Regions from separate parts of the Homo sapiens genome. Here regions 2 and 3 are each linked to region 1. Evidence: chromatin loops called from intact Hi-C (ENCODE). Cell type or tissue: dorsolateral prefrontal cortex. All regions are shown on one strand.

Region 1 (8,000 bases):
CAGGCGGCTTTGCTGCAAACTCCAGCACAGCCTCTGTGTGGGAGGAGCAGGGTCAGCAGAAACCCAGAGGCAGGAAGGAGCTGAGCTGAGCTGGTGCAAGAGTGTCCTGCCCTGGGAGGAAGTGGCTTTGTACCAACTGATAAAATGCCCAGAGTAGGGGGCACATAACTGTAAACTTCTAGAACCCACATCCTCAAAGCCCAACCCCTGACCCAGGAGGTGCATGGGTGGCTGTTCCCTCCCAGCCCAGTGCCACCTCTGCCATCCTCCCTGGCTGGGAAAGATGAACTGCGCTTAAAATGGGCTCAGTTTTCTTTTTCCTTTCTTTCCTTCCTTTCCTTCCATTCCTTCCCTTTCTTTCCCTTTCTTTTCATCCTTCCTTCCTTTTCTTTCTCTTTCTTTCTCTCTCTCTCTCTCTTTCTTTCTCTTTTTTTAACCTAGTAATTGCTTTTCACATCTGCTGGTGGGCTGCTATCTTTCATAGGATAACTTCCATTATTGCTTTAAATAAGGTGGTGTTTGGCCTCTGTTTTGTTTTCAGGTAAAGCAAACTGCAATCAGGAAGCCCTCATTACAGACAGTGAGGTCATGACAAGAAAAGTTCATTCACACTGGAGAGTTCAACCCCATTGGAAATGTCTTTCCAAACACAGCTGGTGACTTTGCAAACCCAGACATTCCCAGAAACTCAGTGGTTCTAGAAACTTGCTTGGAATAATTAAGGTTTTAGAGCAGCTGTTGGAATTTTTAGAAAGGAAAAAAAGAAAAAACGAAGTGAGGCTCCCCCTCCCCGACTCCTCTTACACATCCCTGTGGCTCTGTGGTGTCACGGCTGAGCGTGCTGCGCTCCACTGACCGTGTGGATGAAGGGCAGGCAGCACCTGGGTGCATTTGTGCCAGCGCATGGCAGTGAGGCCGCTGGCAGTGCATTTCCTGTTATCCGTGACCCCGTGCGCCCGGGGCTGGGTCTGCAGAGGCTTTGGGGAACACACTGTTGCTGTCTCCTGTGCCTGGCCCGGTGTCCATGTGGCTCACAGGACCCATAGGGACCAGGTGCTGCTCTAAACTGGAGGCATGAACTGACCATTGGCCCAGACAGCCTTGCCATTCCCGTCCGGGGGATTAAACCTTGAACAGGTTTTGTAGGACTCTCAGCCCCAACTTCCTTGTCTCTAGAAAACTTGCCACTATGAATTATTTCTCCGTCCCTTTGAGACATCGGCCCTTTCCTGGCCTCTTGCTCAGTTCACTGCCCAGCTTTGTCTTCTCGAAGGACCCAGGAGCCTTTGAAATGTAACCAACAAGGAAGATAACACCCTCAGCTCCCAGTCCCTGCGGGAGGCAGGGGCCTAACTGTGGTAAGCGCTAATCTGCAAACATTGCTGGCCTGACTGCACCAACCGGCCTCCATCCGATGTCCTCCAGGACTCTCCCACCAGCTCACCCCAGTGCTTAAAAACCCTCCCGCCTTTCGTTTCAGCAGGGTGGAGTTCAGCTCGCTCTCTCCTACTGCAATAGTCTGGGATACGTCTTCCCTGCCTGTCTCACTCTCCCTGGGGTAACTTTTCTTTGACACCACTGAGTCCTCCCAGCAACCTGCAGCTGAGCACACAACCCCCCTCTGCACAGGGGAACCGAGTCCACAGTCCTAACTACCAAATGACATGGCCTCACTAAAGTAACTCCTAGAAGCCGAGACCTTTGTCCGACAGCTCTCAGGAGAGGCTGCCGAGGAGAACCGGCTTCCCACGTGCCCTGACCACGCCCACACCCACGGCGTGAGATTTCACCACTCAGCCGCTGAGAAGCAGGGGGTCTTTGGCCCAAAACAAACATCCTCTGAGACGGGAAGGAGGCATGTCCCCCAAGAACTGCCTGGGTACTACAATGAAGCAGGGTAAATATTCAGAAGTGTGTTTGGGTTTTTAATGATATAAAGTATCATTAACATTCACTTCAACGCACAGAGGAGAAGTAACTGTTACAGTGTTTGTTTTCACATCTGTCAGACAGACATGAGAACTGCCCTGCCCCTCAAGGAACCAGCTGCGGTCTCCCTGGCTGGCTGGGAGCACTGGGCTCCGATCCTGCTCCTGAGTGTCTGCCTGGCAGCTGCACCCTCATCTGACATGCAAGGCGGGGTCAGACAAGATAATCTGAATATTCCTTCATCCCCCAACTTGTGATTTTGTTTCTATGATTTATACCCAGCCCAAAGATGCTATTTCACAAAATGGGTTTTGTGGCTTGTCTAGACAGGAATACAAGGCCTCAGGCAGCCACGGAATCACAATTAGCGATCCATTCACACTAGCACCGAATATTCCCACGGAAAGGCCGTGCAGTGATTATCTCTAAGGACAAGGACTGTGTGTGAAGAAGGACAAGGAGAGAGGAGCTCCCGCGACTGCCAGGTCCAAATGGAATTTTACATCGGAAATGACAGCTACTTACTAAAGTCTTGTAGCTTAGTTTACTAACCTGGATGCATTAAATACACACATCATTTGAAAAATAGCATCTCAAAAAATGATTTTCTCATAGCCGTTTCTTGGAAACAAATTTAAACAAAGATGCAATGATTTAAAAAACCGCTACACGAAAATTCTGAAGGGGGACACCTGAGGAAGGCGGGGAGTGTTTTTTTTTTTTTTTTTTTTGAGACGGAGTCTCGCTCTGTTGCCCAGGCTGGAGTGCAGTGGTGCGATCTCGGCTCACTGCAAGCTCCGCCTCCCGGGTTCACGCCATTCTCCTGCCTCAGCCTCCCGAGTAGCTGGGACTACAGGCGCCCGCCACTACGCCCGGCTAATTTTTTGTATTTTTTTTTTTAATAGAGACGGGGTTTCACCGTGTTAGCCAGGATGGTGTCGATCTCCTGACCTCGTGTTCCGCCCGCCTCGGCCTCCCAAAGTGCTGGGATTACAGGCGTGAGCGGGGAGTGTTTTTTAAGTTCGGCAGAGGACACCCAGGGCTGCACCGGCTCTTCAGGGACCCTCCGGGGAGAAGAGGCATCCCCTCCCCAGCCCTGGACGTCCACCTCAGGGGCGGTGGGGATGCGGGGATGCGGGGATGCCGAGCGCTCCCAGGCTGGGTCACAGCAGGCAGTGGCTCCGCTCTGGCTTCGACTCTCAGGACCCACCTGGGACCCCTGCTCCACGCTGCGGGGAGGCCAAACCTGGAGAACCCAGGGCACCAGTTCAGGCTGACAGCCCGGCCGGACCCAGCCAACGCCCCGCACAGCTCGCCAGCCACGGGAGGGAGCGGCCTCCGGCAGACCCCAGCCCCAGGCACGACCCCAGGCCCGGGCACGACCCCAGCCCCCACCGGCTGATGCGACGCCCACAGGGGACGAGCTGTTCCAGCACCACCCCCGCCCCCGCGTGCAGAATCCTGAGCAACAGAAACAGCACTTTAAGAAACGAAATCGTGGACGCACTTGGAACACGGCCGCAGTGACTGGAATGGTGCCCAGAGCCATTTTAATCTGGAACAGACTGGGGACCAAGTCTCAAGCTCCAGGCCTGTGGGGTCAAGCAGCTTATTCCGTGGAGGGAGGAAAGTCGCAGGGGACCTGGAGGCCCTGGAGATGGGGGCTCCTCGGCCGGCCGACTGCAGCCTGGAGAAGGCCACTGCCAGGCCTTTAGTTTCCAGAGACGCTGCAGTTCAACATTTTCCGGGGAAAGTTTACCGTTTCCAAATGTCATCAAAATTAAAAGAAAACACCTCCACCATATGGACATAACGAGACCTGCCTGAGGGCCACCACATCCAGCCCTAGCCCACCAACTTACAACCCCCTGAGGCTGCCCCAAGATGGAAGCGTGCTGGGGAAATAGGCATATTCAGCCACGGGAAGGGCAGTTCGCCAGCACGAGTTCGGGGAAAATAATTTAGCCGTCTCACTTACTTTGACTGAAGCCTATTAAAACAATTAAAAGAAAGAAAAAACCCTACTGAAATCAAAGTGCCAACTGTAGCATGGTTTCTAGTAGCAAACTTGAGACAACCAAAATGAAAAGCAATAGAGGAATGATATTACTGTTCAATCATATGGAATATTAAGGAGCTATTTTAAAAGGATAATACAGGATCGCTAAACAGCCTAGAAAAATGTTGTTGGTTGAAAGATCAGAATTCAAAATGGAAAATGGGACAGTTATGTCAGGTAGTTGAATTATTTTTTAGTTCATCAATTAATCCCATTAATTAATTTTAATTATTAATTCAATTTGCTGCTTTATTAATTATAATGAATTTAAATTATAATAATTTAATTTTATAAAGTAGTCACTAATTATTTATAATTAATTTAATTCTAATGATAATAATTTAACCTTAATTACATTATTAAAATTAAAATTAATTAATTTTTATCTAATTAATCAAATTTGACATATGTGTAACACTATAAATAAATATATTTTTGCTTAAAAAATCAGGGGAATATTATTACAAGTAAAAATACACCAAGATGCAAAAGCAGACATGGATCTTGAGAAGCCATTTGGTATGTCCACTTCAGTGCTAAGTGCTTCCACCTGGTGGCCAATTCAAATAAAAATAGGGGCCAGCACAGATAAGAGATGCACCGCCTTCAAGAGGCTTGCATTTGTGGAAGAAAAAACACACCAAGTATGCAAATGCAATAACCAAAAGGCCAATGTGAAGGACATGAAATAAGGCAGTGGGATAAAGAAGTGTGGCATGGGAGACAGGCGGGCTTCTTGGTTAGATATGACAGGAACAGCCTCTTAGAAAAGTGATGTAAAGTAAAAATAAAGGCCCTAGCCCTCCAGGCAAGACGGAATAGACTCTTTGTGGCAATAAGATAGCAAATTATGGGCTGGGCGTGGTGGCTCATGCCTGTAATCCAGCACTTTGGGAGGCTGAGGCCCTCGTTCCATGTCCTTCTATGTTAAACCATCCCCCAAATGGTGTGAAGTCCCCAGAATGGCTGGCCCCGCCATTTCTCTATTTTGTTTTCTCTAACCTCCTGCCCTCTCTCTTCCACCTCCAGTATATGGCACGGCACATTGGAGGTGCTCAAAAATGATTTAATAAATGAATGGAGAAAGCACATAGGCAGGACATCCTAGTACCAATGATGAATGAGTGTTTATGGCAGATGTGACCCAGGTCCTCAGAGGCACATGAAAAATGCTAATGAACGGCAGCACTCATTATTCACTGTATGAACGTGGCTTCAAGCAGTAGAGATGTTAAAGCATCCTGTAATGGAGTATAACTGTTTTCTCTCTCTCTCCTTTTTTTTTTTTTTTTTTTTATGAGGCGGAGTTTTGCTCTTGTTGCCCAGGCTGGAGTGCAGTGGTGTGATCTCAGCTCACTGCAACCTCTGCCTCCTGGGTTCAAGGAATTCTGCCTCAGCCTTCCAAGTAGCCAGGATTACAGGTGTGCACTACTACATCCAGCTAATTTTGTATTTTTTGGTAGAGATGTGGTTTCCCCGTGTTGGTCAGGCTGGTCTCGAACTCCTGGCCTCAGGTGATCCACCTGCCTCAGCCTCCCAAAGTGCTGGGATTATAGGCATGAGCCATCATACCCGGCCAAATTGTTCTCTCAATGGGCCCTTGCAACAATTCTTGAGGGTCAATAGGAAACCCTGTTTTCTGGAGGAGGAAACAGGCACAGAGAGATGAAGTCGCACCCCCAGTTGCATTGAGAGTTGATGGCAGAGCCAATGGTCACACCTGCCTGTTTCCCAGGTGGAGTCTGTCTTCTCTTGAGGCTGCCGCTGACCCTCAATGGAACACAGGCACGCAGTGCCTCAGCAACCAGCCGCTCAGAACTCCTCCTGGGCCTTTCTCAGAGCCTGGGACCTGGAACTTTGTGCTATGAAATGCCTATCAAAGTCCTGGCTCTGGGAAGGGACCCCAAGTTCTTGTAATTCTGTCTGTGGATCATAGCAGGTCCTCTGATGGCTAGACACAGGGATCATAGGCTCTTGGCTTGCAATGCGGAAGATTCATGTTGCACCACTGGCCCTTACTGAATTCTATTACAATAAATAACTATACAAAACTAATCTCCACATGTGCTATAAAAATACCTTGAGGTCGTTGACTACCATGTGACTCTTTGTCTGTGATAAAAATTTAAGCAGGAAAAATTCTTAGTATTTGTTAAACAAAGCTCTGTATGCTTCAAAAAATGTCTGCAGTCTTCTCTCTGAAAATACTAGCCAATGTTTACTGAGTACTGTGAGGAGATGGGAGAGTCCCACACGTGCACATGTGTTGTTTCTTACTCACAGGTCATTTTATGATTACCCCTACTTACGTATGGGGAAACCAAGACACAAACAGAGGAGTTCATTGCTAAAAGCACACAGCTAAAAGGTGGTAGGGCTCTACCACCTGCTGTGTAAAATGAGAGACTTCAGGCTGGCCGGGGTCCCCTTCCACTTGGGCAGCTGGGCAGCTCAGAGTGAAACGGGCGGCTCCCTGCAGCCATTGTCACATGGTTGATGTGTTTGTGGTCTTCCTTCACTTCATCTAGACTTCTCAATTTTATTTACATTTTACTGTTTCCTGGTGTTTTTTCCTACTGTCAGCTAACTCAAGCTTTATAAAATAAAGAAGAGTGAAAACACGCACACACCAATATATGTACTTAAATGTTTCTGGGATGAATACTTTTTAAATAAACATTAAACACAGATATTTCTATCTCCATTGTCTGAGCAATGAAGTTGTGAATGTTTTCCTCATGACTCTTCATGGGGGTTTGCCCTTACATGCTGTGCACACAGGACTTGGCCCTGTGAAGTGGACGCAGTGAACACAGACGCGGGCTGGTGACGTTTTCACGGTAGGACATCCATCCTCTGTGGCACATGTGGAGTGAACTAGCTTACACATGACACGGAGTCCACATCCCTCCAGCCCTGTCTTTGAGATGCCTGTCCTGGCTGAGAGGAACCACAGTCAGTCACCGGGGCAGTAGTGCCCTCTTTTGGCCACTCCTCTCCTCCCTTAGTATAATTTAGGGAGACCTAAGACTTCGCTCACCTCAACTGAATTGCCTGCCTTTAGTTTAGCCCCACGATTAGTCAACTCTGGCGGGAGAAGAGGTGGAGACTGACTCCTGCCTTCCTTCCCGCCTGGTTTCTAAGGAGGAGGACAGTGTGTGCACTACCTGTGGGTGTGTGGGTCAGAAAACGCTTAGCAGCAACTGGTCTACTGAAAAATGGCCTGCTTCCCCAAAGCTTGGACAACGCCCAGTTCTCTAGGTTGTCGTGCCTTAGAGTGTTTTCTTCCTCCTTTTGTAACTAGGCAAAACAGTCTTAAGCATAACCAGAAAGCTGTCGAAAAAAAAAAAACAAATCACAGAAGATATTTGAAAGTGTGCTCTAACGAGTTATTTACTTAGATTGAAAACAATCCTTTGGTGAGATTTTTACCAGAACATGAAGGGCAAATAAAACTTCAAAGTGGATTGCTAAGAGAATGACTGGCTTTGGCCTTCACAGAGACGAGGAGGAAGGCTGCGTGGTTTTAGTTGTCTGTTTGTGGTTTTGAGCACTCAATGTGTGAACCATAGCAATAGCACCTGTGCCAGAGTCAGCACCTGGCACAAACTTCTCAATGCGCCAATCAGTCTTAACTCGGGGACTCTCTTATCAGCTGAAATACAACACTATTGCCTTTCGACGTTCACAGAGATCTTAGGTATGCGTGTCCTGCAGAGTGGTTAGCTAAGGATGATGGCTTTCTGCCCATTTCTCACATTCCTCGCTCATTCTTCTGATGCGTGGATGAAACGGCTGCCAAGAACCTAGAGATGACCATCACACGATCACGGTGACTTGTGCTCACGGGACATCAGGAATGGTTTCCCAACGTACTGATGGGATTTACTATCATGTCAAGGAAAGACCTTTTCCTAAAGTAGGTGGGAGCTGCTGCTCTCATTTAGAGTCACTTTATACATTACAATTTTAAAAGAAATTGCATATATGCCTCCAAGGTTATACAGCCAAG
Region 2 (8,000 bases), 140 kb before region 1:
TGTTTTTAGTTGGGGGCTGTTTGCTAATTTATTAATTTGGTCTCCCATTTTTGGGCTTCTGGTTTTAAAAAATCTGATGGTAATTCATTTTTTGCCCTTATTAATAAATGAATATCTATATTTATGAATACCGGTAGCTTGTGTGGACACTGTCAGCCTCAAAGCTTACTCCTGAATTTTCAGGGAGGTGTAGAAGCAGGTCTTTAATCTGAGCGTCTTCCTAATGTTGGTCATCACTCTCCTAAAGGATGCCCTTCACTTGGCTTTTTTTTGGTTACATAATATTTCTACATATTTATGACGCACATGTGATATTTTGTTTCATGTATAGAATGTGGAATGATCAAATCAGAGTACTTGGGGTATTCATCACCTTAAGTATTTAGCAGTTTCTAAGTATGGGAACATTTCAAGTTCTCTCCTGTAGCTACTTTGAAATATACATTGTTGTTAACTAGTCACCCTACTCTGCTATCAAACATTAGAGCTTATTCCTTCTATCTAAGCGGATGTTTTCACCCCTTCACCAACCTCTGTTCATCCCCCGCCCCCCACTTTCCAGTACACTTGGCTGTTTTCTTTCCATGACCTAAGTTTCTCAATAGAGGTGGGAAAATATAGCAACTCTCTACCATCATAAAAATAGCTTGGTTGAGTTATTAATTTTCATTACATACATACCTATTTAGTTTTAATTGTTTTGCTAAAAACCTAGGTTTTCTTCATTACGATTTTGATCCCTTTTCCTTGATTTTGTGTAGACATTTGTATGGAGGAAGAGGAAGAACATTCTGACAGAAATGCATCACGGAAGTCTCGTCCTGAGGTCATCACTTTCACGGAGGAGGAGACAGCCCAGTTAGCCAAGATCCGGCCGCAGGAGAGCGCCACGGTGTCAGAGAAGGTCCTGGTGCAGTCCGCGGCAGAAAAGGACCGCATCAGTGAGCTGAGGGACAAGCAGGCGGAGCTGCAGGACGAGCCCAAGCACGCCAACTGCTGCACATACTGCCCCAAGAGCTTCAAGAAACCTAGCGACCTGGTGAGGTGAGGGCATGGCTACGCCGCGCGGGTTCCGCTCTGAAGACTGGAGGTGCAGGCAGCTGCTCCTTTGGTGATTTTCACTGCAGCAGGGCCATTAGTTTCTGAACCTGGTGTCACCTGAGTGATGGCAGCTTACTTACTTGAATGTATGGTTTTAAGCTTGAATTAGTTCTCTGTAGTAAACTCATTCAGAATATTAATTAGTCTGTTTTCGGCTGTGCATGGTGGCTCACACCTGTAATCCCAGCACTTTGGGAGGCTGAGGCGGGAGGATCACCTGAGGTTGGGAGTTTGAGACCAGCCTGACCAACATGGAGAAACCTGGTCTCTACTAAAAAATACAAAATTAGGTGGGTGTAGTGGTGGGTGCCTGTAATCCCAGCTACTCGGGAGCCTGAGACAGGAGAATCGCTTGAACCTGAGAGGTGGAGGTTATGGTGAGCTGAGATCATGCCATTGCACTCCAGCCTGGGCAACAAGAATGAAACTCCGTCTCAAAAAAAAAAAAAAGTCTGTTTTCTCTATAGATTGCTTATGCTTATTTCTGTATGGTTGTCATAGTAGTAAACAATGAAAACAAATGTATCCATTGAGGAAGGCAGGGCTCTAAGCTTTGTGGACAGGCAGAAGAGCAGCAGGCGCCCTCCTGCCTCTGAGGCCTGCCAGTCAGTGTGAGGAGTGGGACACAAGCGTGTGACAGGAGGGAGACTAATTGGCAATCGGCCAAACAGCAGTGGCTGATACATGAGATCGAGTTGAGCAGAACCATGAAGAATCTGGAAACCAAGACCCATGGTAAAGAACAGAAGGGGCTCTCAGAATGTCCTTCCTTTCTGGAGAAAGGAAGACCAAAGTATCAGCGTTCTCCTGAAGAATCAGAAGTGTTTCTGTATATAACAGGGATGCTTATGTTTTGCTCTAGGAGATAGAACTAATTATTCAGCAACTTAATAAAACAAACCGTGAAGATTTTAATATTGCAGGATGTTTCAGAAAACCAAAGGGTGTGTTCCTTGTACTCTGTTCTACAGAGGACAGCAGCAGGTGCTGCAGGGAAAGGGTAGGTGGTTTCAAGGAGCTGTTGGGTTGGCAGTGCCACCCTAGTGAGCACACACCTTGACTGCTGGCCTTCATGTTTCGACCACAGCAGGAAGGGGAGGTGTGTTCAGCTAGAGAGTGACAATGAGGGAGGTCACTGGAGAAGAGAGAGAGCCCAGGTCCCACTGGGTGGTGTGGCCACAGGACCCTTCAACAGCGAGCTCTCGTTGAGCCATGCAGTGAAGTTCCGGGGTAGGATCTAAGTTGATGGTGTGATCTGAGGTTGGGCATAAGACATAGAAAGTTAAACTAAGGAGAGGAGGAGCTAAGGGGTTGTGATGGAAAACTTGAGATGTTTATAAGAAGGAGTCCAGTCTGGCCAGCAGTTGTGTGTGGCCTGGAGGAACTCATGAACTAACTGATAGGGTGAGATAGTTTTCCAGTAGGGGTTAGTGGTGGAGTCATAGATGAGAAAGTCAGGCCTGGCAAGGGTGTCACATGGAGGTGTTGAGACAGCAGTTTGTGACCTGCCTGTGGGTGGGGCGTGCCAGCCAATTAGCAGAGACAAAATGCTACCAAGGCGACATAAAGTGCTAAACATGTCTCCATCGACTGTACCTGAAGACCAGAAGAGTGGGATGTTCTTTTTTTTTTTTTTTTTTTTTTGAGTTGGAGTCTCGCTCTGTCGCCCAGGCTGGAGTGCAGTGGCGTGGTCTCGGCTCAGTGCAAACTCCGAGAACGGGACGTTCTTATAGCTGTGTTTTCTTCTTCTTGTCCTATCCTTCATTTTAAAAAAGTTCAAGGTTCAGACTCCCAGTGAGTAAGTGTGATGAGAAACAAAAAATGGTACTGAAGGGTGTCCTGCTCCCCAGAGATAAGCACTGTTAACAGTTTTTTGAGTATTTTTTTCGGAAATGTCTAGACATATACCAATGTTAAGTTGTACGATTCTGGTTTTCAAATTTTTACATATCAATGAGTCATAGGTATTTTTCTTCGTCAGTATCTATAAACCTATTTTATTCTTTTTAATGGCAGTGTAGGGTTCTGTTGCATGGGGATACCAAATTAATCTTACCAGACCCCTCCCGACGAACACTGAGTTTCCACGCTTGGTGACTGGCAGGGCGCTGTGGTGACTCTTCCGTGAGCCTGTGTGCCTCTGATGGCTCAGTGAGGGTAGAGTCTGGCAAAGGCCACCAGAGGGCCGTGTGCCTCTGTCTTTCAGAGACTCCGAGTGCCTGTTTTACAGCTGCAGCCAACAGGATGGGGGAAATGATATCTCGTCGTTTTCATCTGTTCTTCTTTGATTCTAAGTGTGATTGAACAGCTTTGCATATGGTTTTTGGCTGTTTGTATTTCTTCTGTAAACTCTCTGTGCATTGCCAACTTTTCTACTCTGATATCGTTTGGGTTTTCCTGCTGATTTGATTTGTCAGAGTTCTTGGGTTTTTTAAGGAAATTGTCTTTTTTTTTTTTTTGAGACAGAGTCTGACTTTGTCACCCAGGCTGGAGTGCAGTGGTGTGATCACGGCTCACTGCAACCTCTGCCTCCTGGGTTCAAGCGATTCTCCTGTCTCAGCCTCCTAAGTAGCTGGGATTACAGGCGCCTGCCACCACTCCCTGTTAATTTTTGTATTTTCAGTAGAGACAGGGTTTTACCATGTTGGCCAGTCTGGTCTCGAAATCCTGACCTCAGGTGATCTCCCTGCCTCAGCCTCCCACAGTGCTGGGATTACAGGCGTGAGCCACCGCTCCTGGCCCTAAGGAAATTATCTCTATTATTATTTGTCCTGCAAATATTTTCGTTGTTATTTGGATTTGTTTATGGTATTTTTTGTATGGAGTGAAGCTTAAAGTTTTTCTTGGCCAAACTTAAGCAGAACGTAGTAACACCTAATTTTAATTTATATAGTTATAAATTTCAAATCATGAAGTCGTTTGTCAATATGTCTATAATTAATGCTTTTTGGATAGGCATGTTCGAATCCATACTGGAGAAAAGCCATACAAATGTGATGAATGTGGAAAGAGTTTTACTGTGAAATCCACTCTCGATTGTCATGTGAAGACTCACACAGGTAAGGAAAACATGCCTGCGTCATTGGTAGAGGTCTTAGGATAGCATTTCGTATGTTTTGTTCCTATATATTTTGTGTACATAAATACTTTCCAAATTATAGAACGCTTAAAAATGAGGCACCAAGAAGGAAGTGATATAAAAGATTTTTTTATTCCTGACACAGGGAAAACTGTCCAAATGACACTAAGAAAAAAAAGGATTAGGTCTCAAAAGTTGAATTTTTCTTAAAAATTGTCACGTATTCTTACTCATGCTTAAATAACTTTGTTAAAAAGATTACCTCTTAGTCTCATTTAAGCCAAAGAGGTTTAGTTTGTTGAGGTTTTGTAAAACCTGGCACTTAGCAAATCTGATGGCAGTTATCATTTCATAATTATTTTTATATGGGGAGAAACTCTTGCAAAGGCAGAAATGAATGTCCAAGTTTCCTGGCCTTTTTCTCATCTTCATCTTGTCTGTGCCTTTGCTTCTGGAATTCTGCACAGTGCCTCCTAGCGGTGGGGAGGCTGCCTCTGCCTCTGCCTGCTTGGGAATCCTGTAGTCCTCCTGTGAGCTCTGTGGTCCTAGACAAGGTTCTCCTCTCAGCCACAAGTTTCTTCTGCAGAAGATGGGGCTAATAGTTGTACCTCCGTCTTTGGGAGTTCAGACATTTAAATAGCTTTAAGCATTAAGACATTTAAATAGCTTGGAAAAGTGTTTGGCCTTTGGTAAACACTTAGGAATGGATTGGCCTGTGGTAAACGCACAGTGAATGCAGAGCTGTTGTTATAATGATTCATAGAATTATGATTATGAGACTAATTTACATTCTTCATTGTTGGTTATAAGCAGAATTCAACAGACAAGAACAAATGGACTTTCACACATTTACCTGAAGCCCTGTGATTCTTTTCTGATGGGTTAATATTTGTAACTAGATAAACAGATCCCTGAGCTTGTTTATATGACTGTCCTGTGTGCAGTTTTTCTGTTGTTTCATTAGGCTCCCTGTATTTATCTCTTTTGTGTAATGCAGTGAACTTTTTGTGGATATGGAGGGCCCGGCATCACTTATCTTTGTGCCCCCAGGCCTAGGGCACGGCCTCTCATGCAGCAGGTGCCCAGTGACGTCCACGATGACTTGGTGCACGCTGCTTCATCATTTCCTTGGTTTTGGAGTTCAGCGTAGGCCACGTGGATAAGGACTAGAAATGGAAGTCTCTGGATAAATACCTTTTGGTGCCTCTTTCTCCATTCTGAAGTAGAGGTGTGATTTCTGAGGAACCCAGGGCGGCGTTGGGATAGCAGGTTGCACTAGTCCCTCGGTGGATCCTAGTGTGCACCATCCTGTAAAAATTAGCATTTGTTCCTGGACAGTAGAGGGGAAAAGCCAGCCAGGAAGTTTTTCAGCTCCCAGAGGCTCTTGGAGGGTGGAGCCTATGCTCATGGTGCTCCGAGCCTTCGTGGCCTTTGATATACCCAGTAATCATGAAAAGAGCCTAAGGAACTAGGTACATGACACTAGGCACACAGCCCTTTGACCCTAGCATAGAACTTTCCTTTGCATATTCTCCCAGTGTGATGCCTACCTGTGCTGGCATTGTGGTTGCCCCTGTTTGGCAGAAGAGAAGATAGAGAGATGCTGAGATGTTAAAGTACCACTTGTAAAATTAAAGAAAAGTGACAGTAATTCAGAGCCGGGCTGTTAAGTCATACCACCCATTAGCTTCTGATAAATATAAATCAACTACTCCAATCAAGGTTCAGAATAATGCAGTGGTTTAGAAACACTGTAAACCTCAAAGGCTTGTGAAAATGCTAAATTCAAATTGTAAACAATACACTGTTAAATTTACAATACTGCAGCAATTGCCTGTGACGTCCGTAACATCTTATAGGTGAAAGGGATTCTCATTAAAGTACTTCCATCCACTGATTCAACATATTTACATCCATAGTGACAGCTGAGTGGGGTGGGGGTGAGTGTCGCGACTGCCATCGCCTCTGTTGATTCTTGGCTGGGCTTTTCACAGGTCAGAAGCTCTTCAGCTGTCACGTCTGCAGCAACGCCTTCTCCACGAAGGGAAGTCTGAAGGTCCACATGCGCCTGCACACGGGAGCCAAGCCCTTCAAATGCCCGCATTGCGAGCTGCGTTTCCGTACCTCGGGTAGAAGAAAGACACACATGCAGTTTCATTATAAACCAGACCCAAAGAAGGCCAGAAAGCCTATGACTCGAAGCTCATCGGAAGGACTGCAGCCTGTAAACCTCCTCAACTCCTCCTCTACTGACCCAAACGTGTTTATCATGAACAACTCTGTTCTAACAGGACAGTTTGATCAGAATCTGCTGCAACCAGGACTGGTGGGCCAAGCTATTCTCCCTGCCTCTGTGTCAGGTAAACGCTGAGCCGAGGGAATGAGAGCAGCACAGTGATTGAACTGTTCTGTGCTGCTTCTGTCTGTTCCCACGACAGAAGAGATGTTGTTTACCGTAGCACCACGTTTCCCTTCTTTGAGCCTTTTCCTTATAAGGCATTCGGAAAAATTGGAATTCCGTCTTGCAGACATTGCTCCTTTCCATTTCGCATTCTGTCTTCCATGCCAGCTGCTTTTTTACACTAAGCACTTTGTTTAGCTTTTGTTTTTAGTGGGTGTAAACCTGTTTTTACTCAGTTGGCATTCTCATAAATTTAGTAGTGAGAAGTGTAATTTATAAATACTCAATAGCATTGTTTTTGATATAGTGCAGTTTTCCAGTTGTTCTTGCGTCTCATAGTGCTTGAGAAGTGTTACATTTTAGCTAGTTGTGTTGATTTGTGTGCCTGTGAGTAAATGCAGCCGTTGTACATGGCAGTCAGATGTCCTGTGTGCCCTTCTTTCTGTTTCTGTGACTCGTGGCAGGATTGCAGCCTGACCACCACTCAGTAGTAGTGGTTGTTTTGAACCTTTGGCTAATCAGTAGAATCTTTTTGAGCTACTTTTCTGATACGTTTAAAGTGGGCAATATGAGTATCCATTTCACAGAGTTCTGGGGTGATTAGACAGTGTGTGTGTATGGTATAAAGTGTATCTGTTTCACAGAGTTGCTCTGCGGTGATTAGACTGTATGTGGATATAGTAAAAAGTAGGTTTCTGAGGTGATGAGACAGTGTATGTGTATATGGTATAAATGAGATTTCGCGGGTGATTAGACAGTGTATGCGTATGGCATAAAGGAGTATCTGTTTTACAGAGTTGTTCTGGGGTGATTAGACAGTGTATTTGTGTATGGTATAAAGTAGGTTTCTGGGGTGATTAGACATTGTGTGTATATATGGTATAATGGGTGATTAGACAGTATATGTGCGTATATGGTAGAAAGTAGGTTTCTGGGGTAATTAGACTGTGTGTGTATATATGGTATAAAGGGTGATTAGACAGTGTGTATGATTAGACAGTGTGTGTATATATGGTATAAAGGGTGATTAGACAGTGTGTGTATATATGGTATAAAGGGTGATTAGACTGTGTGTGTATATATGGTATAAAGAGTGATTAGACTGTGTGTATGGTATAAAGGGTGATTAGACCATGTGTGTGTATGGTATAAAGGGTGATTAGACAGTGTGTGTGTATGGTATAAAGGGTGATTAGACAGTGTGTGTGTATATGGTATAAATAAGGGGTGATTAGACAGTGTGTGTATATGGTATAAAGGGTGATTAAACAGCATATATGTGTATATGGTATAAAGTAGGTGTTCGTATTCCACAACAACATTGTATTGACATAATGTGTACAACTTATGTATTTAAAAATCCCTATGTAAAAAATGAATTACTTTAGTTTTAAGAAGCATTCATAATATTTGATCATT
Region 3 (8,000 bases), 170 kb before region 1:
ACAGCCTCAAAGGGTTGGAAGCCTCACTTATAAGTGATGACTTGGAATTGTAGATTCTTATTTCTTGGAGTGGAATTAGAATTCTATAGGTAAAGCTTTTGACTGATTTTGGTAGGCAGAGTTGGGCCATCGTTACCTTCTAACCTTTTAGTTTTGTTCTGTCTTAGCAAGCCTTAGAAAACAGTGGGCTGTCTTCAATTCCAGCTGCAGCACATCCTAATGACTCCTGCCATGCCAAGACCTCTGCACCACACGCTCAAAACCCAGATGTTTCCAGCGTTTCAAATGAGCAGACGGACCCCACAGACGCAGAGCAAGAAAAAGAACAGGAAAGCCCGGAGAAACTGGATAAAAAAGAAAAAAAAATGATAAAGAAGAAGTCACCGTTTCTACCTGGTAATTTTCCTAAACTTTAAAGTTTGGACATTTGGGATAGCATATTGCTGGTTTTTAAGAAATGTGCCCTTCTTTTTTCCTCTGAAGGTGATAGGATATGTTTGTTGAATGTTTTGTAGCTAGCTGTAGTTGGTTGGTATTTAAAATTAAAAAGAATGACAGCCATAAAATGCCTGAAACTTATCACTTTTCTTTAACCTGGCTTCTTTCCTGTATTCAGTTTCTCCTGACTCCTCGCCAGGGCTTGAAAGCTTCTTGTCTCTGTCTGTTCTCTTGAAAGCTTGTTGTCTCCGACTGTTCTCTCTCTGCCCTGCTTAGGCGCCTCCTCTCCACTCAGATCCATGGCTTTGCTTCAGTTCTTCTCACCCTTGGTGCTTCTGGCATCCAGCCATGTGATTTTAGTAGCCTCTGACTAGTCCTTTCCTCTTCATCATCAAAGGACCCCTGCAGCACAGCTCCCTCCTCCACACCTCACCATTTCCCATTACACACCAAGATCCATTTCTTGGCTCCTGAGTATCCTGTCACCTGTCCCCTGCATTTCCATCCGCCCTCCCTCTGTGCTTCTAGGCACAAACTTATTAGACATCATACTGAAACTGGATTCCTGCTGTTTCTAGGCATCCCTGTGTTTCTGCACATCATGCTTTCTGCAGGCTTTCTGCAGCAAGGATGCCTTCCTTCTACCTCTTCCTCTGGTCTCCGTCAAATCTTGGCCGTCATTCAAGCATCTTCAGTGCTCCGTCATTCAAGCATCTTCAGTGCTCCTCCTCGTGGATGGACTCTGAGGGGTGCTTTTCCTTGTCCTACCTCCCACAGCACTTAGAGTGTTTAGGATTCCTGCGTTCTCTCATGTTAATTGTGCACAGATGCAGTCTAATATCCCTTCTAGGTAATAAGCTCTTTCTGGCCAGGAATACAGCCTTCTCATTTCTGAACACCCCACAGTGCTCAATATGGCTCTTTCTACAGGAGCAGGAATTTACTACATCTTTCTTGAAAAAGACAGATTCCTGTGTTTTTGGCAAAACTGTTCTGTGAAAACCTTTCCCAGTTGTCTTGGGGAACAAGTGCATTCTTGCTACAAAGCATGGAATAACATTGCCATTTCTGTTAACACTTCTTTCCTAGAATACATTTTCTCATGTATAACATGATTCTGAAGTTCTTGTTTCTCAAACCACACTAGTCAGGCTCTTCTTCCCCTTGATCTGGACTTCTTCTCCCCAAGGAAAGACAGGATGCTGGAATCTAAGCAGTTTCTCCCGCACAGTTTCCTGGTATCTGGCAGGGCAGGAAAGGAAAACAGGAGCCATTTCCGTATATTTCGATTAGCTGTGTGGTAGTCTTCCAGGTTACAGGTGTGTTTTGTATTCCTGAGAATCTGATGCAGATTTATTACCTCTGTGCGAGTGCCCGCCTGAGCCCCACGGGCTACTGTCTCTAGTCATTGTGCTAAATCGGATGCTTTCACATGGGCAGCAAGCCACTGAGTGAGGAGCCACGTCAGACCTTCTCCTTCCTGAGAGTACACATAGCCATGGTCCTTAGACCGAGAAGGTGAGCACCACCCCGTGCTGCTCCTTCCAGACCTTCACCCGCATGTGCTGGTGAAGCAGCTTTCTCCCTGCACCAAGTACTAGCCAGGGAATTCCACATGGAATTGCAAGAAACCTTCCTGTACGGTATTCTAGTTTGGGGTGCTGTGTTTACAGAGTTGGTAACAATTAGGTACTTTCTGGACTACTTGAATCAATCAAATACACATGTAGAGTACTGAGCAAGTGCATGCAGTTCTAATAATTTCCCATTACATTCATGGGATCCCTAGTACAAGTTGGAGCCAGTGCTTTTTTTTTTTTTTTTTTTTTTTTAAGTGACCTCTCTAATATGGTGATGAGAAAACCATTGGGGATTTTTATTTTTTTTGAGACTGGGTCTTGCTGTGTTGTCCAGGCTAGAGTACAGTGGTGCAATTATAGCTCACTGTAGCCTTGAACTCCTGGGCTCAAGCAATCCTCCTCCCTCGACCTCCTGAGTAGCTGGGACTGCAGGCATGTGCCACCACATATGGCTAGTGAAAAACACTTCTTTTTGTAGAGCTGAGGTCTTGCTATGTTGCCCAGGCTGGTCTTAAATTCCTGGCCTCAAGTGATCCTCTTGCCCCAGCCTCCCAAAATGCTGGGATTACAGGCATGAGCTACCACACTTAGCCTGGGGACACGTTTCTATATAAAGATGTTCCTTTTAATTAAAACTTTTCAATTACTAGTGTACTTTTAACATAGTGATTATATCTGAAAATACCTCTCCAAGGATGGAGTATCATTTGATATCTTAGAAAGACCATGAGGAAAACTATTCTTGTCTCGTAAGTCATAACATTAATTGCTTATAACTAACCTTCATTACGTTCCTAAGTTAAGCATACTCCGCCATGTAAAATTATTGCTTTTGATTTATTCACTTTTATCAGAGTGAATGTTTTCGGCGGGATTTGCTTGGTTTGAAGAAGTTATATTAAAAATTTAACAAATGCTTTTATAGTTATCATGCAACTTGTGACACATAAATCATTGTGAATTTTTAGTAAAGTTTGAAATTTATGACCAGGTGCAGTGGCTCGTGCCTGTAATCCCAGCACTTTGGGAGGCCGAGGTGGGTGGATCATGAGGTCAGGAGTTTGAGACCAGCCTGGACAACATGGTGAAACCCCGTCTCTATTAAAAATACAAAAAATTAGCTGGGTGTGGTAGCGGGCACCTGTAATCCCAGCTACTCAGGAGGCTGAGGCAGGATAATCGCTTGAACCCGGGAAGTGGAGTTTGCAGTGAGCCGAGATCATGCCATTGGACTCCAGCCCCGGCGACAGTGTGAGACTCCATCTCAAAAAAAAAAAAAAAGAAATTTATCGTGGTGAAATATTGCCTATCTAGAAATCATGGTGAATGGTGTTTTGGAAAGCTGATGATTGACTCCTTTAAGGATGAAAATGGTATGGTATAGTGAAACTATTGTGTGTGGAAACTTTTCTAAAAGTCCTTGCATACTTTACCTTCTTAGATCAGAGTGTGGTCTTGTTAACTTAGCCACTTCTTGATGACCTGGGGTCACTGCCGTGAACTTCGGTGTACTCTACTGGGCTGTAATTGGCTGGCATCCTACTGTCCTATTTCAGTCCACGGGCTCCAGGATGGTGTGGCTCTTAGACTCATCTGCTTTTTGAAATTATTATCTCTGCAAGTGTGCTTTTTAAACATTCACTGTAACAAACCTCCCACGTTCTTCTTTTGTTGTTTGTGGTCTGCCAAGTTCTTACAGCTCAGATAAATTTGATTTTTATAATTGCGTAAAAGCTAAGTGCAGGTAGCCTTTCTCCTTCTCCGTGGGGTCTGCATCCATGAGTGCAACCGACCTCATATCAGAAAATCCTCAGTAAGTGTACTGCAGTAAGCCCAAAGCAGTGTTAAAAATACTAGTGTGAATGGCACACAAAAATTGCTTTTTTCCCCCCTAAATTATTAACTGGAATTCTCATTGTGAAGTAGACCCAGGGAGATGCAGTCCTTAGGGTTCCCGCCCTGGAAGAGTACCTTTAAAGAATTCTCATAAAACTTTAGCCTCAGGCTGCTGAAGCACTTGACAAAAGTCCTAAATCATTCCTGGGGCGGCGTGCGAGGAGGGCAGGTTTCCTTGGTGAAGATGCTCAGTGCATCCTGGGCTGCATCGGAGATGCACTGTTCTCAGTGTCACTGTGTAACCACATAAGGCAGTACTGTTTGTGCATCTGCCAGGACAGAGATTTGTTTTCAAGGTTCTGGGAACCACATGGGGGCAATGCACTTATAAACAGGAGCAAGAAATCCCACAGTCCCTCCAAACCTCCCTGAGGTTCTCAACTTTGAAGGACAAAACCCGTTTCTGTGCACTTGGATCTGGATATTCAGCTGCTCCTGTGAGACAGTAACCAGCACTCATTCTCTGTTCTCTGTACCTTCACTCATTCCACTGCCTGTGACTGACAGAAGGGAGGCAAAGTAACTCCTCGGCAGCATCTGCCTTTCTCAGCAGCAGACTGGTTGTTTTCTTCTGCTGGTCAGAGCAATTCTTCAACAACTGCATGAGCAGAGGCATGAACATCTGTCGTAAAATGGGGATACCTGTGTCTTAGGCTTGGCTGTAATCTGCTTGATAAAAGGAATGAGTTCCTGGGGGTCTCTTCCTTCATAGTCTTTGAGCACATGTCTGAGCAGACAAGAGGAACAGAAGGACTTCTTCCTCCAGGCAAGTAATCATGCAATGAGGAAGAACATGGGACCTCTGCTTCTGAGCATATCCTTCTGTAAGGCACAGCTGAGGGCTGATGAGAATATCTGTAAACAGTTCAGAGCCTCTGAACAGCCACGCCATTCCCCAGTCTGCTCGCTGCTCTGGCAAGTCCAGCACCATGGTTGAAGCAGTCTGTTATAGATGCCTGCCTTTCTTCCCCTGCGGTCAGCATCAGTGTTCCTAACAGAAGTTTAAACTTTTCCATCAGTGGAGTCTACAGATTCCTCAATTAATGCTTGCTTCCTTTTTGATGGGTGTTTACTGTCAATAATTGGTATTCCGGCTGTCTTGTAAACAAATAGTTGATTATTGTTCTTCAGTAAGGACTGCTAACCATTCTCAGTGGAGAAAGCCCTGATAAGTCTTCTATTCTATTGAGAATATCCTCAGTGAAAGGATTCATTGTTTCTTGAGAGATCTGACAAATCTAAAGAACTGCCAAGCAGTTCCGCTGCACGCTTTTGCGCTACAGTGTTGCAGACCCCCTGTGATCTAAGAAAGCCATTAATACCCACGGAATGTGTTGAGATTCAGCAGTAAAGAACTTTCCTGTCTGACAAGTTCCGAAAAACTCATGTCACACATAAGAGCTAACTCCTGACATTACCAACGGCTGTGTCATATTTGCAGAGCACTAGCCATTGAACCAGCACCTGAGAAGGGGGCACCATGAGATCCTGGAAGAGCTTCTGTCAATTTCTATAGCAAGCCTGCTGCTCCTGCAGCTTCTGTAAACCGTGTAGCCTACCAGTGCTGTGGTGTCGAAATATAAACTGCGCAGGAGTCAGCAGTACCTTGGTGAAGCTTGAGCTAGCCGGTCCAACAGTAACTTCTGTTGTTTTTTATAGTTGACAAACATGGCTTCATCGTTACTCTCGTTTTCAAAGATAGGGTCTTCATCATAAGTTCCTTTGTGGCAACTGACATGATTGCCGCTGCACCGGCTTTCTGCTGATCTAAGATGTTTCAAAATCTGAACATAATCACAGCAAAAGCCAGTATCTTAGAGGAGGTCCCGTCATCAGGAGCTAGTCACCGCAGCGTCAGTGCCATCCTTGTTTCAGCAGCTTCTAGTGCCTCTTGAGCATTCTTGATATCCCCATTCTGAATTCACGTAGTCCAGCTAACTATCAGTGACTGTCTCTCTCCTGTGACCAGCTGAGAAAACCTGGCCAGGAAATCAACATCATCTTCGTGGTCAATGCTGAAAAACCCAGCAGACTGTAGTACTTGTTAAAAAGATTCTACTGGCTGGGCGCGGTGGCTCACAACTGTAATCCCCGCACTTTGGGAGGCCGAGGTGGGTGGATCTCCTGAGGTCAGGAGTTCGAGACCAGCCTGGCCAACATGGTGAAACCTGTCTCTACTAAAAATACGAAAATTAGCTGGGCATGATGATGCGCACCTGTAGTCCCACCTACTCGGGAAGCTGAGGAAGGAGAATGGCTTGAACCCAGGAGGCAGAGGTTGCAGTGAGCCGAGATCACACTACTGCACTCCAGCCTGGGTGACAGAGTGAGACTCCATGTCTAAATAAATAAATAAATAAATAAATAAAAAGATTCTACTAGCTCCATTTCATCAGCAGGGTCCGTTCCTCGATTTACAGTTTCAGATATCCAGTCACGTGCTTCTATTAACCCAGTCCTAGCAGCATATCTATAAACCTATCATTGGTTGAGGGCCAGGTTTATGTAAGAGGCTGTATTAGTCTGTTCTCATGCTTATAATAATGACATACCAGAGACTGGGTAATTTATAAAGGAAAGAGGTTTAATTGACTCATAGTTCCACATGGCTGGGGAGGCCTCACAATGATGGCAGAAGGTGAATAAGGAGCAAAGTCACATCTTACATGGCTACAGGCAAGAGAGACATGTACAGGGCAACTGCCCTTTATAAAACCATTAGGCCCCGTGAGACTTATTCAGTGTCAAGAGAACAGCACAGGAGAAACACACCCGCATGATTCAGTTACCTCCCACCAGGTCCCTCCCACGACATGTGGGGATTATTAGCATTCAAGGTGAGATTTGGGTGGGGACACAGAGCCAAACCATATCAGAGGCTTTTGTGTGAAGCCCCAAGACCCAGCACTGACCTGTTGCTTCTGATTTGTATAATGATTATTTGGTAAGATTTGCTGCCGTGGTTCCACCAGGTTTGAATGCACTGTTCCCAGTGTTCTAGTAGGTCTGCTACTGAGAGAGTGTTCAGAAAAAAAAAAAAAAAAAAGCATAAAAAACAAATGCCGGGCACAGTGGCTCACGCCTGTAATCCAGCACTTTGGGAGGCCGAGGCAGGTGGATCACAAGATCAGGAGATCGAGACCATCCTGGCTAAAATGGTGTAACCCCATCTCTGCAAAAAAATTAGCCGGGCATGGTGGCGGGTGCCTGTAGTCCCAGCTACTCAGGAGGCTGAGGCAGGAGAATGGCATGAACCCGGGAGGCGGAGCTTGCAGTGAGCCGAGATCATGCCACTGCACTCCAGCCTGGGCGACAGAGCGAGACTCCGTCTCAAAAACCAAACAAACAAACACTTAGGCTGTGCAGTGAGATATTCTGTAACAGAAGTCAAGAAGGTGAGTCAAGCTGTTGTATTTCACGTGAAGGTCTCCTGTGGCTGAGGAGTCTGCATTTGTGCGTGACGCTGAGATATCAGTCCCTCTCTAATTAGATGTTGGACAGTAGTTACTTCTGAATATTTGATGTTCTGGTCCTTGAAAGCAGAAAGACTTTGTGTCACCCTGACTGTCGTCTGGGCTAGAACTTCTGTGTGTACCTGTCAGGCGTCTGGGGGAATCTTTTGATGTTCCCAGCAGGCCAGGGTCCTTTGTTGGAACCAGCATTTGGATTTTGTCCCAAAAGAGCAGGCTATCCATCCCAGGTGCTCTACTTGGAGTTTTCTGATTACAGTAGGTGCTCTCCGATCCCACAGAAGAACCCACAGATGTTTCTCTGGTCACTGCATTCCCCCTGTCTGTCTCCCCTACCCATGTCTGGCCAGTGGTCTTCCTCTTTGGTCGTCCTTGTCCTCCTGACGGCCCAGCTAATGCTGGAGATAAAGCTGGCTGGGTGGTCTATGGCACCTTCTCTTGCATGGGAGCTAATTGAAGACTGAAGAGAACACGTCTAGGCTTTTTTCCTCTCCTGCCAAGAAACTTTCTGCAGCATGTAAGGCTTTCTGTAATTTAGCCCTGCCTGCACTTCTGACTCTTGCTAGTCCCACCAGGCATCCTGTACCCCAGCCATATTGAACTGGAGGTTTCTGGG

The links. Peaks named below come from ENCODE experiments on the same cell type or tissue, not always from the same donor. Only the 100,000 strongest peaks of a DNase experiment are listed, where the experiment ranks them.
Region 2: a loop joins it to region 1, with 14 times the contacts of the local background. A loop is called at or near these places in 14 of 110 quality-filtered maps.
Region 3: a loop joins it to region 1, with 5 times the contacts of the local background. A loop is called at or near these places in 5 of 110 quality-filtered maps.

Annotation. Positions count from the first base shown.
Region 1 is chr18:77,055,185-77,063,184 of GRCh38, forward strand. All of the region lies in intron 3 of MBP (myelin basic protein), which reads right to left. Among named protein-coding and RNA genes, the nearest start is that of MBP, 74 kb to the right of the region's middle. RefSeq lists enhancers at 1-422, 1-45, 3,406-4,039. In dorsolateral prefrontal cortex, CTCF peaks have their summits at 4,541 (motif pointing left), 4,746, 6,956 (motif pointing left) and 7,157; DNase peaks (open chromatin) are centred at 957, 3,435, 4,567 and 6,937; H3K4me3 peaks cover 2,465 bases; H3K27ac peaks cover 5,469 bases.
Region 2 is chr18:76,919,015-76,927,014 of GRCh38, forward strand. It overlaps ZNF236 (zinc finger protein 236), which reads left to right. Exons shown (of 31, transcript NM_001306089.2): 20 at 762-1,044; 21 at 4,057-4,160; 22 at 6,175-6,540. Among named protein-coding and RNA genes, the nearest start is that of MBP-AS1, 57 kb to the right of the region's middle. In dorsolateral prefrontal cortex, CTCF peaks have their summits at 3,292 (motif pointing right) and 4,670 (motif pointing left); a DNase peak (open chromatin) is centred at 3,267.
Region 3 is chr18:76,881,117-76,889,116 of GRCh38, forward strand. ZNF236 (zinc finger protein 236) reads left to right here. Exons shown (of 31, transcript NM_001306089.2): 9 at 168-396. It also overlaps the pseudogene XPOTP3. Among named protein-coding and RNA genes, the nearest start is that of ZNF236, 63 kb to the left of the region's middle. In dorsolateral prefrontal cortex, no CTCF peak of the experiment used is centred here; a DNase peak (open chromatin) is centred at 4,101; H3K4me3 peaks cover 694 bases; H3K27ac peaks cover 4,426 bases.